2 separate regions of the Mus musculus genome follow, and region 1 is linked to region 2. Evidence: chromatin loops called from intact Hi-C (ENCODE). Cell type or tissue: heart. All regions are shown on one strand.

The links. A loop is a pair of places that touch in the nucleus more often than their neighbours do. Peaks named below come from ENCODE experiments on the same cell type or tissue, not always from the same donor. Only the 100,000 strongest peaks of a DNase experiment are listed, where the experiment ranks them.
Region 1: a loop joins it to region 2, with 7 times the contacts of the local background. A loop is called at or near these places in 33 of 42 quality-filtered maps.

The regions. Positions count from the first base shown.
Region 1 is chr15:98,385,263-98,393,262 of GRCm38, forward strand. No RefSeq gene overlaps it. Among named protein-coding and RNA genes, the nearest start is that of 1700031M16Rik, 9.2 kb to the right of the region's middle. In heart, a CTCF peak has its summit at 4,752 (motif pointing left); a DNase peak (open chromatin) is centred at 4,769.
Region 2 is chr15:98,177,632-98,185,631 of GRCm38, forward strand. Gm33909 (a long non-coding RNA gene) reads left to right here and starts at 2,902. Exons shown (of 4, transcript XR_384431.4): 1 at 2,902-3,454; 2 at 5,778-5,969. In heart, a CTCF peak has its summit at 3,961 (motif pointing right); DNase peaks (open chromatin) are centred at 3,720 and 4,400; H3K4me3 peaks cover 1,576 bases; H3K27ac peaks cover 1,874 bases; H3K27me3 peaks cover 698 bases.

The sequences.
Region 1 (8,000 bases), 210 kb after region 2:
ACAAGAAGTCTACAGAACTCCAATTAGACTGGACCAGAAAACAAATTCCTCCTGTCACATAATAATCAAAACACCAAATGCACTAAACAAAGAAAAAATACTAAAAGCAATAAGAGAAAAATTTCAAGTAGCATATAAAGGCAGACCTATCAGAATTACACCAGACTTCTCACTGGAAACTATGAAAGCTAAAAGATCCTGGGTAGAAGTCATACAGACCCTAAGAGAACACAAATGCCATCCCAAGCTACTATCCCCAGCAGAACTCTCAATTACCATAGACAGAGAAACCAAGATAACAAAAACCAAATTTACACAATATCTTTCCATATATAGATGGAAAACACCAACACAAGGGGGGAAACTACACCCTAGAAAAATCAAGAAAGTAATCTTTCAACAAACCCCAAAGAAGATAGCCACACAAACATAATCCCACTTCTAACAACAAAAATAACAGGAAGTAACAATCACTCTTCCTTAATATCTCTTAACATCAATGGACTCAATTCCCCAAAAAAGACATAGACTAACAGACTGGATATGTAAACAGGACCCAGCATTTTGCTGCATATAGGAAACACACATTAGTGACAAAGACAGACACTACCTCAGAGTAAAGGCTGGAAAAACAATTTTCCAAGCAAATGGTCCCAAGAAACAAGCTGGGGTAGCCATTCTAATATCGAATAAAATCAACTTTTGACCAACAGTCATCAAAAAGAAAGAAAGAAAGAAAGAAAGAAAGAAAGAGAGAGAGAGAGAGAGAGAGAGAGAGAGAAAGAAAGAAAGAAAGAAAGAAAGAAAGAAGAAAGAAAGAAGAAAGAAAGAAAGAAAGAAAGAAAGAAAGAAAGAAAGAAAGAAAGAAAGAAAGAAAAGAAAGAAAGACACTTCATACTGGTCAAAGGAAAAAATCAAGATGAACTCTCAATTCTGAACATCTATGCTCCAAATGCAAGGGCACCCACATTCATAAAAGAAACTTTACTAAAGCTCAAAGCACACATCACACCCCACACAATAATAATGGGAGACTTCAACCCCACTCTCAGCATTGGACAGATCATAGAAACAGAATCTAAACAGAGACATAGTAAAACTAACAGAAGTTATGAACCAAATGGATCTGACACATATTTATAGAACATTTCATCCTAAAGCAAAATATATATATACCTTCTTCTCAGCACCTCACGATACCTTCTCCAAAACTGACCATATAATTGGTCACAAAACAGGCCTCAACAGATACAAGAAGATTGAAATAATCCCATGTGCCCTATCAGATCACCATGGACTAAAGCTGGTCTTAAATACTAACAAGAACAACGGAGAGCACACATACACAAGGAAGCTAAACAATGCTCTACTCAATGATAACTTGGTCAAGGAAGAAATAAAGAAATTAAAGTTTTTTTAGAATTTAATGAAAATGAAGACACATCATACATTATGGGCATCATGAAAGCAGTGGTAAGAGGAAAACTCATAGCTCTGAGTGCCTCCAAAAAGAAAGTGAAGAGAGCTTACACTAGCAGCTTGACAGCACACCTGAAAGCTCTAAAACAAAAAGAAGCAAATACACCCAAGAGGAGTAGACAGCAGGAAATAATCAAACTTAGGGCTGAAACCACCCAAATAGAAACAAAAAGGAACCATACAAAGAATCAACAAAACCAGGAACTGGCTCTTTGAGAAAATCAACAAGATAGATAAACCCTTAGCCAGACTAACCAGAGGGCACAGAGACAATATCCAAATTGATAAAATCAGAAATGAAAGGGAGACATAACAATGAAATATATCTTAAAATAATTATTCTGTTTGTTGAATATTAACAGTTGACAATATTAAAATCTTGTTTTACAAACATCAAGGAAATATTATTGATAATTTTTCCCACTGTGCTTGAAATTAGCATTTTCTTAATACTTAACTTCAAAGAGTTTTTGCTATTTTGAAATTTTAAAAATATTCTTACTGATAAAATAATTTATCTCCTAGAAACACTGATAATCTTTTTTAAGTAAACTGATTGTTAGACAATGTTCACAGATATATAATGTGTTTTAAATAATCTCTCACTATGTCGGGTGATGTCATATAAGGACTTTTGAATATATTTCTTAATGATTCATTTTTAATATTTTACACTCTTTTACTATGTTTAATTCCCAAAGAATATTTTGCATGTTTCGAAACAATTTAGTATTCAACATTAGATATAGGATCCTCAGTTATGGATAGTGTTAAATGTTCATTAATGATATTTTTAGAGTATAAATGGATATGAATATAAAAATTTAACAAATTTTTCATATATTATTAGATTCTCAAAATACTCAATATTGTTAATATGTTTGATGTATAAAATGCATTTAAATAATACAAATTAAGGGGAAAAAAGAAAAAGAAATAAATCTCTCATTTAGATTATTTATGTTGTGGATAGCTCTGTGCTGCTTGCTGTCCTGGGAGGGGCTGTCTGGAATGAGGAATGAGTCACACACTCAGATGACTTCTTGTGAACCAATCCCCTAATGAATAAAGGAGCCAATCATTGGGAGAGTAGGCGGGACTTCTGGATTGGATGGAGGAAGTGAGGAAGCAGGAGAGAGTTAGGTCCCTCTTTGGAATGGGGACAGCAGAGGGGTAAGATATAGCTAGTAGAGTTTCCCTGTATCATGGCAGATCCTCAAGGATTCGCCACCAGAGGAATCAGATTTTAATAAGGCTTACAAGATTAGGTTTTAGTTGTTGCGCCCAGAGATTGAGTTACCGTTGTTTCTGAACTAAGTTTCTTATGTTGCATTTTCCTTCACGCAGAGAGAGAGAGAGAGAGAGAGAGCGAGAGAGAGAGAGAAGCTGAACTGGATGTGGCCCGAGGCTTTTGGCCTCAAAGCCCACACCCAGCACTTCCTCCAACAAGACCATACTTTCTAAACCTCCCCCAAACAGCACCACCAACTGAGGACCAAGTGTACAGATACCCGAGACTCTGGGGAGTGGGGGGGGGGGGGGGGGAGGCATCTCATTCAAACCACCACAGATATAAATGTTGGTGAAACTAATACAGCTGTAGACAAACATCAGGAGCAGAACAGAGCACAGCCTTGGCGTAGAAGAGGAGAGTGCTGACATCTGACTGTTTCATACACACATACCCATCCGAAGGTCCTTAGAAACCAAGCAATTTAGCTTCACAGTAAGAATTTACAGACGGTGAAGAGTCAGGGTTTATCCTTAAATTTATTTACATCTAAAGTATTTTGCGTGGCACCTGCCTCACATGCACACATTTCATGTGTGAAAGCTAAGTGCTATGTCATATACCCCTACCTGTCAACAAATACACCTACGTGCCAGTCCATACATATCTGCATACAACCATTTGCAGCCAATATGGGGGTGGGGAGGAGGAGATATTTTACACCTGGAGTTTTGTTTTGTTTTTTAATTTGAATAAGACAGACTTACAGGCTGTGAGGTCAGGGAATCCCCGTCATTATAGAAGGGTAAAGCGGAATTCTAAGCGACAGTAAGCAAAATCAATATGGTGTCTCAGTACGAGCAAACCTGTCTGTCTGCAGAGTCCGTTTGTTCCTGCTGTGGAAGCAGGGTGGCAGCCATCACAACTGTGGGCAGATAAGGAAGGCTTGGAGATGTGAGGTTTGGCCAAGGAAGTCCGACAGCTATTGTAGTAAATATTATTTGGGGGTTTCTACCCCACCTTAGATCATTCTGTTCCAAAATAAAACACACAAAACCTTTATATTTATAATAAGCCTTACAGCGCTAGAGCTGGGCAGATAATAGCCCTGTATGATATTTTGTCTACTTCCCTGTCAATAATCCCGAATATGACTTGCTGTGTTCCTCCTGGGCTGCTCTACTCCAACTGGACAGCCCCCATGGCCAGTTCTCACAATCTACCCACTCCACTCTGTCTTCCTCTGTCTTCTCCCTCCTCTCTTCCTCAAGATCTCTGCTTGGAGCCCTGGAAAGAAGCCCTGCCTACCTCTCTCTTCTGCCAGGCTATGCAGCAACAGGCCAAACCTCACCAGCTGAGAGTAACATGGGCAGGCTACGTCCTCACCTCTGCTTTCTCTCTTTTTAGTGTTGGGAAGGATGAGAAGTCCTTAGAATAAGCTCAGGATCAAGAAAAATATATACATAAATTATTTCCTGATTTCCTGTTTAACATTTACATCACCTCTTCTAAAAGCAATTCTGAGCCAGAAGACCAAGGAATTTGCTGTGAGTGTGTCTCCTAGCTGTGTCAGAAGCTACGCCCATAGAGTCTCACCAACATGACTGCCCACGCAGGAGCTGAACAGGGCAAGCAACAATAGGCTTGCTCCAGTGGATGAGGGAACACAGGAAGAACCAGGGAACAAAGAATCTGAGAGCAGGAGAAGTGGTCTCCCCAGGGAAGAGCACACAGTACCAAGTGGTCAGCCCTTGTAACATACATGTAACATTGTACACATATAGACACATATATGCATGTAACAACAATGAATGAAGTAAGCCACGAATTTGAAAGAGTTAGGAGGGATATGGAGCTTAGAGAAAGGAAAGGGAAGGGAAACTGTAATAATAACCTCAAATTTTAAAAATAATCGTTTATTACGCACAGTGTTGTGTAACCACTGCCACTGATTTAAGAATTGCAAAATGAAGGTCATACATGTGGCTCGACAGGAGAGTAAAGATTCCAGCTCCTCCAGGCCTCCTGCTAGACCCCCACTGCCCCCTGGTGGCACGTCTTCAGGATGACAAGTTTCTTCTTCAAATCCTTTTGACAGGCCATAGCACAGAAGCCATAGCACACAGGAAGAACTGTCAATGATCGTAGAGAGGCAGAGGCAGAGGCAAGACACTCAGAGCATTAAAGAGATCTTGTATCAGGACCCCAGACCTGTACGCAGAGAGACTAAAGGAATCACCAAAGTAGTGAGAGGGCTTGGAGTTGAGAAGCCCTCAAAAGAATGGTGAGCAGCTCACACGTGACTGTACAGAAAGACTGACAGACATTTGCATCAAGTCTGGACAACAGGCTTTGCTCTTCACATGCTACATAAGATTCAGGGTCTGTGTGTGTGTCTGCATCTGTGTGTCTGCATCTGTGTTTGTGTGTGTGTGTGTGTGTGTGTGTTACTGTCTAGCCATGTGTCTCTGTGTGTGTCTGCATCTGCATGTCCGTCTCTGTGTGTGTGTGTGTGTGTGTCTGTGTGTGTCTGTGTGTATCTGCATGTGCATCACTGTCTAGCCATGTGCCTGTGTGTGTGTCTGCATCTGCATATCTCTGTGTGTGTTGGTATCTATATGTATTACTGTCTGGCTGTGTGTCTGCATGTGTGTGTGTTTGTATATGTGTGTGTTACTGTCTGTGTGCCTGTGTCTGTGTGTTTCTGTGTGTGTATGTGTCTGTGTTTCTGTGTGTATGTCTCTGTGTCTTTGCATCTGTGTCTGTGTATCTGTGTCTGTGTGTATATGTGTCTGTGCGTGTCTGTGTGTCTATGTCTGTGTGTGTATTTCTGTGTGTGTGTGTGTGTGTGTGTGTGTGTGTGTGTGTATTATTATCTGATGGTGCGTAAGTTGCTGGCCTTCTGTCAATCATTTTCTCATTTCTAGAATAGCCACAATCATAGCAAGCACCTCACTGAATTTTACATTTAAATAACATTTTCGACTTCTTTACCACATCCCACATTTTCAATGTTTTGCTTTATCTTGTTTCAGCCCAAAGCTGTCAAGCACACAGAGCTCTCAGTCACTACTGTTAGCAGCTCACACTCATGAAGTCACTGAATTTGAAGTCTATGAAGTTCTCTCTTTATCTCAATCAAGGAGGACAAACTCATTTGTTTAAGCATGTCAGGCCACAGTGGTCCCCTCTCCATCCCCAGGCTCATGGGATATAAAGATGAACGAGACAGACTCTGCTTCTAAAACACCTGCCACACAGGAGAAAATCTGCCGATGGGTATAATGCAATGTAAGGAGTCCTTTTACACCAGTGTGGCAAGACTGTGTGTGAGCTCAGGGGAGAAAGAGTCAAGCTGTACCAGGCGGTGAGGGAAACCTCAGATCATTCCATGCCATCCTACGTGCATGGGCAAGAGTAAGGCAGACGATGAAAGAAAAATCCTCCAGGTGGAGACCATAATTTAGTGGTCAATGTTAGAGATTACCAGTGTGGATACTGGGGCGAGTAATTTCAGATTGAGGCTAGAGGCAATTGGCACAGGTAATTGGATATGGCCTCCAAAATGGAAGCTCACTCAAACCCCCTGGGGCATCTTCCCCTTCTCCGCATTTCTGCAACTTTTGATGAGTGGACTCTGAAGACAATATGGGCATCTGGCCAACGTCTTGGCAAGTCTCTAGATGAGGGAGAGAATGCACAGGCTCTCTTTGTCCCTGGCAGTTGTTCCTGGGCTCGACCCTGGGGAGGTGTGGCCACAGACTTTCTAAACTAACTTTCCTGAGACCTACCAGCAAAGGCAGTAACTAGACCCCAAGACACTTGGACGGAATTGCACTCCCACACACCCAGCCTTCCCTGTCCTTAATGATGCTCAGTGGGACTACAGTTCTTTCTCTCTAGGACAGAACATTAGTGCCTCTGTGGCTGGAGAGAGCATTAACTGAAATGTGTGCTAATGCCAGAAGAGGCAGGGCCTGGAGGGTCATAATTTCAGAGATCTGAAGCAGGCTTGCCTAGCTCACCAGAGAGAAGCTCACATAAGCCAAGTACTTGTTGGTCGCTGGCCAACAGTGTCAGCAGCATCAGCACTGCCCAGGAGGTCATTAGAAATCGTCCAAGGCTTAGATTACATGGTCAGACCCTGATGGCTGCACCCTAGCCCTGGAGTTCTTGGTTTGATAGGTCTGGAGTGAGCCTGAGAATTGGCCTTTCTGATGACATCTTACACGGTGCTGATAATTCTGATGCTACAGTTTCTTTTGTTTTGAATTGTCACATGCAAGTCCAGGATGGGGAGCTAGCAATTAGATGCAGTCAGAGACCTCTCTTTGGCACTGGTTTAGAGCCGAGCTTAAAGCATGTTCCTTTGAGTTCTAATCCGAAGCCCTAAGGATCTTCTCTCGGGTGCTCCCCGTGTTGGTCAGATTCTGTTTAATTTCAGTCTACGGGATCGTCGTTGTGTGCCCCAGAAGATGATAAGCATTGCTGCACACAGACTAACAGGGCACAGGTTCTAACTGGGAGAAGACCCTAGGATTAGAGAGTATTTGTTGACTGACATAGGAGACACATCACAACAGAAAGGCCTGGAGTTACAAGCATCAAATATATGAGTTTGTACAGGATTGTGCAACAGTTTGTACATATACAGGACTTCATCACCAGGGCAGTAGAGAGGACAGGCTCCTCCTCTGTGTGAGAGTTCACCTACTGTTATTCTCTTGTAACAGGCAGCTGTGAGGGCCTCCATCACTGCCCATGTGGGCACTCCCTGATGGTGTACCCAGACTTCACTGATGGATACAACACAGTTGCTCCTGGTGGGTGCCTTCTCCACTTACCAACATCTCACCCCAGTGGTATACAGCATGAGCTTTTAAATGCTGATAGACTAGAGCAGCGTTAGCAGCAACCTCCCGATAGCTGGTCATTATTATCCTGCCGCTGACATTCTGCATCCTCCTCACAGAGGTCACCTCAATTGACTTGTTATTGTTACAGGATACCAACCCTCATCTTTGTGACACTTCACACTTCGTGTTTAAAAAGACTGAAATGGCTCAGCATGTGTGAGCAGTGCTACTTCAGAATTCCAATAGAGACGAAGACCAGCTGAGATGTGCCGCCTCATGGACTAACAACTACTGGATTCCTGGCTTTTCTGTCAGGCACTGTTAGACCACAGATGATAAGCCACTCTAATAACACACACACACACATGCAACACATAATTATATTATATGTTATGTGTAATGTATTATGATGTATTACATACCATATATTTCTT
Region 2 (8,000 bases):
ATGAAATAGCTCTACAGCTGGAGGTCACCACAACTTGAGGGACCAGTGTTAACCTTGCATTAGCAAGTCTGAGGACTGCTGTTGTAGAAGGGGGAGGGGGCAGCAGAAGTTGCTGCTCTGGGTCTGCTTGTTCCTCAGAGGAGAGTCTTTAAGGTAACCATGTGGATGAGTCCCTGTTAGCCCAGGAGATCAGGCGAAACAAACAAACAAATCCAATGACAATACTCAGATGATAGAATCTTTGTAGTTGGAAAGTCTATGAGATTAAAGGTTCAAAGATGACACTTAGTCAATAGACTTTCCTTGGAGGAGTATATGCCGTGGCTGGTGGGAGCCCACCTAAAGAACTCAGATATAGAGATGTGCAGAAAATCAACTTAACGGAGTGGTACCCATACACCAGTGCTTTCAAAAGTACCACGAGGACTCTGCTTTTACAATTTTTCAACTTTTCTGAGCTTAATAATAAAAAGTTAACTGTGGCTAGAGAAACAGCTTAGCAGTTAATAGCTCTTCCTGCTCTTCCAGAGCTGCTGAGCTCAGTTCCCAGAACCCACTTTGGTTGGCCCATAACCTCTTGTGACTCAGCTTCTGGTATCTGCCACCCTCTTCTGGTCTCAGGGGACACTGTACTCTTGTTCCTCAGAGGAATACACACACACACACACACACACACACACACACATACACACACACACACACACACCTTTTAAGAGTTATTGAGTCAGGTATGATGGCTCATGCTTTTAATCCCTGCACTTGGAAGGCAGAGGCAGGAGGATCTCTGAATTCTAGGCTAACTTGGTCTAGTTAACCTTTTAATATGCTAATGTTATATAGATTAAAAATGCTACAAATTCAAACTCAAATATTTTTGATCATAGCAGTAATAATCATTCCATCTTCCGTAGCTATTGCAAACAATAAATCCAACACATTTATCCTATTAGAATCTGTGAATTTCAAAGGACATCATGTACAAAATGGGTTGATGACAGAGTCGAATAGAAAAAATATTGGCTTTGCCTAAAATGAACAAGAATAAAATATCGTTCTAGAATATACAATTAATACCTGCAAATAAATAGGAACAAGACGTCAGACCACTGGCATAAAGGAACAAAGGATGTGATCTGGCAACTTACTAAAGAGGAAAAACTAATAGGAATATGAAAATTCAATTAAAATAGTTAATAATATAACACAAGCTAAACCAATAATGTGTTATCTCTTTATAGCTACCAAAGCTACAAAAATAGGAGCTGGCAAAGTTGCAAATATCAGACATGCAGCTCTATAGGGTCTTTGGAAAGCCATCTAAGAATACATGTCACGTTAGAGCTTTACACAATATAGGATAAATCTTTTTACAGTTCCAGAATGGATCAAGCAGGGATGTCTGATGTAGAGTTATAACCTAGTGAGCAGAACTGGAGATGACACTGGAGTTGTCATGCCACTGTGAGAGTGAGCCAAGAGAGGCAGAATAAATGTTAGCATCTGGCAAAGTGCATGGAGCTGGAAAAACATGCTCAGTGACTCAAGTAAACCTAGGACAGGGCAGACATCTCAGCAGCTTTGGAGAACTAGAAAAATGAGTGTCTAGGAACGGAGGTAGGGCTCACTGATAGGCATCTGCTGAGCATGGGCAAAGCTCTGGGCTCAATCCCCAGTAGAGAAAAAGAAAATTCCACAAAGCAACTATGTGTGCAAAACACAAATATACACAGTAGAAAATTATTAACCTACCATAAAAGCAGAAAGATGAGAGTAGAGACAAGAGATATGAATAGAACAAGAGAGTTTTAACTTGCAGACATTAATAATGGTGCGTGCCATGAATCAGAGTATGGCTCATCTGATCTCCTGAGGAGCAAATAAAACATAATGACAATCTATCAGAGCAATATCTGAAAGATGAAGGGCCAGAATGAGTAATTCTTGCAGAAAAAAGTCCCCCAACTCTTGACAGCAAAATGAACTCGTTATTCCAAATAAGTACAGAGATGTGTGGTGCTCGGGCCCACAGAGGATTGCTAATAGTTGTTAGGGTGAGTGGTAACATTTGCTGAGTTTTCTGTAGGGTGTAAAGTTATTCCACAAGCACAAGGTGCAAACATGTAAGGCTGACACAAAGCAGGAGGAGGGGGCATTATCTTGGGCTCTTTCTCTGGAGATATGGGAGATATGGTCTTTTATTTCTGTCTCCCCTAACTTCAACATACTTTCTCTGTGCACCACCTTTTTCCTTCCTTCCTTCCTTCCTTCCTTCCTTCCTTCCTTCCTTCCTTCCTTCCTTCTTTCTTTCTTTCTTTCTTTCTTTCTTTCTTTCTTTCCTTCTTCCTTCTTCCTTCCTTCCTTCCTTCCTTCCTTCCTTCCTTCCTTCCTTCCTCCCTTCCTCCCTTCCTTCCTTCCTGTCTGTCTGTCTGTCTGTCTGTCTCTGTATGCCTGGCAAAAGTGCAGGGTCAGCTGTAGTGATGGGTAGATGAGATATAGAATTTCTTGATGGCAACTGTCCACTCCTATGGGGGAAGAGAGTTTTTGAGAAGTAGGCCGTGTAGCATAACAGACGCACTCCAAAGCATCTACACTTCACAGGTCATCAAGTGAACATTATGCTCAGATTTATCTATCTCCTGGGACCCCGTCGTCCCTTTCAGATGTTCCTATTTGAGGCGATTGTTTCTGCTTCCTAGTAAGGAAGGCGGGTCTTGTGTTTGGGTAGGATACTTTAAAGAAAGAATTATTTTTAAAGGCCCAGGTGGGGGCTGTACAAAATCACAAACACAAACAAAACAAAACAAAACAAAAATCTAGAAGCAGTGTGAGAGCTCTGTTGCAGATGTTGGGAGACAGAACCAGGTGGAGTGTGTGGATCAGTAAACCCCCTAAAGAGAAAGCGGGAGGGGAGGGGTGTCTAGGTGGCGTGAGGTGGGTAGACTAGATACCCAACCTCGGGTTCCGCCTTTGCCATTCATGGATCGAACCCGATGGAAAGCAGAGACGAATGTGAACAGTTTATACAGGCCAGTATGACAAGGACGAAGAGTCGAAGAGTCGTAGAGCCAGACAGAAGACATCTAGGTCTTTAGAGCTAGTATTACAAACGTTACAGTTAGCGTTTAATTTTCATGACCCACATAAGCCGTATTTTTCTATATGCTAAACCGTTTCACAAGACTCGGGGACTTGTGGGGTGAGGGTTCTCAACACTTTCTCCCCTGTCCTGTTGGAGAAGCTCTCCTTCTGTTCTGTTTGGTTAACGTACCAGGATTTTGCTAGATTTTATGAGGAATAAATACCGTCACAACACCCGGTACAGTCAAAAGCACTTGCGCCAAGCGCTGAACATTTAATTGGGTAGAGAGAAAAATAAATTACTCAAAAACGACGCGGGAGTCCAGAGATAAGGAAGACACACATTGTGGGAACTCAGAGATCCCAGGGACTCGAGGTACGTGGCGAGAAGGTTTTCTCGGGTGGTTAACTGAAAGGGGGCGATAAGGCGGCTGAGGACACTGCAGTTGTTTACTGGCGGGAAGTGCAGCCCAGCATTACACAATTCGCTAAAAATGGAGCTATCGCTTGGAGAGATTCAGGCTCCGCATCCTCGGACTGGACGGGCAGCTACCGAGCCTTCATGTGATTGGTAGAGGGCTCTCCGGCTATGCTCCACCCACACCCCCAGCCTCCGCCGAAGGGGAGGGGTACTCGGTTGGATGGGTATCCCACGCCCTGAGCTCCTGGGCAGGATCCTGCAGCTGCCCACCTCGGCCGCTGCAGTCACATCCCGAAATAGACCTTGTTTCTCAGAGGTGGACAAATCTGGATCCGGCGCGGGAGGGTTGGTCAAGGAGACGGCGCTCATTGGTTGTACAGGACGCGCCGATAGGCGGAGGAAGGCTGATTGGTCGCAGGTTCTGCCTGGTTCTAATCAGGTCAAGGCCTGCAGCGTCTTCGGGTGCTGCCGCCAGGTGGAGCTGGGCAGGGAGATGTGAGGACCTCGGGGAAGAAGAGGAGGATCAGAGAGAACTTCTGGGTTCTCTCTGGATTTTTTTTTTTTTAGGGGGCTGAGCTAACTCTAATGTAGTGGTTCTCAACCTTCCTAGTGCTGCGATCCTTTAATACAGTTCTTAATGTTGTGGTGACCCTCTCAACCATAAAAATTTTTTCGTTGCTACTTCATAACAAGTTTTGCTAGTTATAAATTGTAATGTTAAATATCTGATATGCAGGATATCTGATATGCATCCCAAAGGAGTAGAGACCCACAGGTTAAGAACAGCTGCTCTAGGCCCACCTAGTCATCTTGTCTTCTTGAATCCAGCCTTTCCGGAGCCCTTCTTAAGTAGTTATCTGGTTTTGCGTGGACCCTGCAGCTCTTCCCTTCAGGGGGCGGGGGCGACGACAGCCCACAGCTGCAGCAGGGGAGATCTGGCACAGGCAATAGCTTGTGAGCCCTTCTTATGACCTGTTCCACCTGGGAGGCTTGAGAGGACAGTTTCAGGTCACCCCAGGTCGGATTTCTCACTAACTCCTAGCCCCCAACCCACCTTCTGACATGCTTGTTGAACGCACATATGCAAGAAATCAACTTTTTTTGGGGGGGGGGGGTTGGAATTTCAGTCCTAACAGCCAGCACCCCTTCCCGATTTGCACCTAACAGCTCCTCCGAATTCTTCATGGTTTAGCTAACATCACCTCCTTGGCATTCTTCCGGACCTCCTTAGGTGAGCTAAGGACAGTAACAAAGTTCCACTGCAGTGTAGCTGGTGAGTTTACCTGCGGTCAGTCTCGGGGACACTGACTACCCAGGGGCAGGTATGCTACTAAAGGAAACATTTCTCTCCTTGGAATCCTTGACCTTGGATAGCCCCACTCCCACTTCCTCTATTAACTACTTAGGTGTCTTTAGGAAGAAGAGGGGCCTCATAAGCCTCTCCCTTTCACTGACGAAGTCAATGGAGTGTGCAGGTCACCTGTAGGTGATCACAGCTGCTGAGAGAGAGGTCAAAAGGATAATAGCAGTGTCGTGCCAGAAGAGAAGGGGGGTAGGTTCTGGGGCAAGGGCACTGGAGTGAGAATGGTAGCCACACCCTTTAAATACTGTGTAATCTGGGAAAAAAAAACCCACTAGGAACTTCTGTTTTTGATGTCAAATAGTGATCCTACTATCAAGGGATTCAACTGTAAAGGTCTTAGGACCAACGTACTTAATAGCCTTGAGCTGTTGTTATCTGGGCTTCAATGTTGTTTTACACGGACCCTTTAATAACACAGTTCTTGCCCTGTTCATAATCTCACCGTCTAGAAGTGCTCAGAACTGTCGGGGAGCGGTTCTCAACTTGTGGGTCAGGGTCGCCTAAGACCATCAGAAAACACAGATATTTAGGTTACAATTCATAACGGCAGCACACTCACAGTTATGAAGTGGCAGCGAAAATAACCTTATTATTTCATGTGTGGGGGTCACCACAACATGAGGAACGGTGTTAAGGGGGTCTCAGCATCAGGACGGCTGAGAACCACTGTTGCACGGTTGTGATGTAATTTTCAAAAACTGACTCAAAAGCCCACTGTCTTTTTTCTCTGCCTGCCCTTTCCCGGCTTGCTTTTCCTTTTCCGAGACTTTTTTGCATATTGGAATTTCAAACTTAAGAAAGCTAGGACTCCAGACTCCATGGTGACCCGGAAGGTCATGGTGACCTTCCCCTCAGTTTGATAACTTTAGACAGGGTTCTTCTGGGTTGTAAGTCTCTCCTCTTTTTTTCTTACAGAACTTACTTCAGAACACGTGCCACTGGTAATTTTCTCTGGGCCTTTGCTATGTATGTAAGTCTTAGAAACTTACTGCCAGTTTCATGACCCAGAAAAGGTCTTCTCAGGACCTGAGCTATTGAAGGTCTGTCCTTGAGGAAGATTGGTGTCCTCTCTCTCAGCCTGTGTGTGGGTTAAGAACCTGACTCCAGGTGGGTAAACCAATAGTTTTTTTTTTTTTTTTTTTTTTTTTTAAGATTTATTTATTATATAAGTACACTGTAGCTGACTTCAGACACACCAGAAGAGGGCGTCAGATCTCATTATGGGTGGTTGTGAGCCACCATGTGGTTGCTGGGATTTGAACTCAAGACCTTTGGAAGAACCGTCAGTGCTCTTACCTGCTGAGCCATCTCGCCAGCCCAAATGATAGTCTTAAAGTCTGGGACAAGTTTACTTTCCCTTAGGTGAGACCGATTAGCAGCACAGGTCACTTCTAGCGGCCCTCCCTTCCAGGAGGTTGGTTCTCTTCTTCCATCTGTATGGCATCCAGGAATGGCCTTACTTGATGGGCCATCTCCTGACCCAGTCCACCCTCCTCTCTCTCTCTCTCTTTTCTATTTTGTTTGAGACAGGGTTTCAATATATACCACTGGCTATTGAGCATGCCCCACCCCCTTTAAGAATATTTTTATTTAACTTAAAAAGTAGTAAGATCTACAAAATATATCTCAGGGAACCCTTTCTTGCCTTCTTGCTTTTTTGTTAATCCTCCTAACCCTTTCTTTCTCTTCCTGTATTCATCCTGCTTGAGACTTGCCAACTCTTGGATCTCCCTGTCTCCCCTTTACTTTCACATCGAATGTGCCCTGCTCCCTTTCCCTCCCCTCCCTTTCTCTCCTCTCCCTCCAGCCCCTCCCATTACACAGTCTTTGTCCCCTTTCTAGCTTTCTGGTCCCTACAGGCCTTCCAAGTCAACAACACAAATCTACAACTTTGAATCTAAGACTTGAGAACATTCATCGTTTATCGGTTACCATAGTACAATGCTCCCCATGTCATTTCGTTTTCTTCCCCCCTACAGATTTCACTGTTTTTTAAAAGATGAATACAATTGCACTGTGTGCAGGTACTACACTTTCAGTATCCATTCTTCGGGTGAGGGACAGCTAGGCTGACAGGATTTTCTGGTTATTATGAACAGAGTCTCTGGTTCAGGATACAGAGCCCTTTGGGTAGATGCCAGAAGTGTTACAGCTGGATCATATGTTAGCTCTATTTTCGGTGTCTTCAAAACCTCTGCAGCAATTTCCTTAGAGGCAGCACCAGTCTACGGTCCCACAGTGAACAGGGGGGTCCACTTTCTTTACAGCCTCACCAGCATTTGAAGATAGGGACTGAACTCATTCTTTGTTTTGATTCTTTAAACACTTTTTACTCTTATTTATTTCTTGTGCACGTGTGTGTTTACAAGCACCTACACACCACAGTGTCTCTAAGGAAGGCAGAGGTAGGGTCTCTAGGGAAGGCAGAGGCCAGGGTCTCTAAGGAAGGCAGAAGACAGCTTGTAGAGTTTGTTGTCTCCTCCTATCTGTCTGACTTCCAGTAAAAAGAGTTTATCTCAAGCTCATTTACTCCATGAGCTGTCTGATCTCCCCAGCCCGGTCATTTCCTTTCCCTGTTGCTTGTGGAGACAGGGTCTCACTATATAGCCCTGGCTGTCCTGGAACTCACTAGGTAAACCAGGCTGGCTTAGAACTCACTGCCACCACACTCCACTGTCACTTGTTTTCTTGATGACAGCCATTCTGACTGGTGTGAGGTGGAATCTCAAAGTAGTTCTAGTTTGCATTTGCCTAACGAATTGGCAAATGACATTGAACATTTTAAAAAATATGTTTATGAAATGTAGCAGCAATTAATGAAAAGAAGGCCCTGGATTCAAAAGATGGGTGCACGGGAGGCTTTGGAGGGAAGAAAGGGAAGGAGGAAAGGATGTAATTATTAGAACTTTCCTTTGAGAACCCTCTGTCCAGTTCTACAGCCTACTTTTTAATTGAGCTGTTTTCTTGATGTTTAGGTTTTTTTTTAAGTTCTTCCTATGTTCTAGACATTAACCCTTTGTTCATTGTAAAACTAAGAAAGATTTTCTTACAATTTATAGATTACCTCTTCACTTGACTGATAGTTTTTTTTTCTTTTTCTTTTCAAGGTAGGGTTTCTCTATGTAGCCCTGGCTGTCC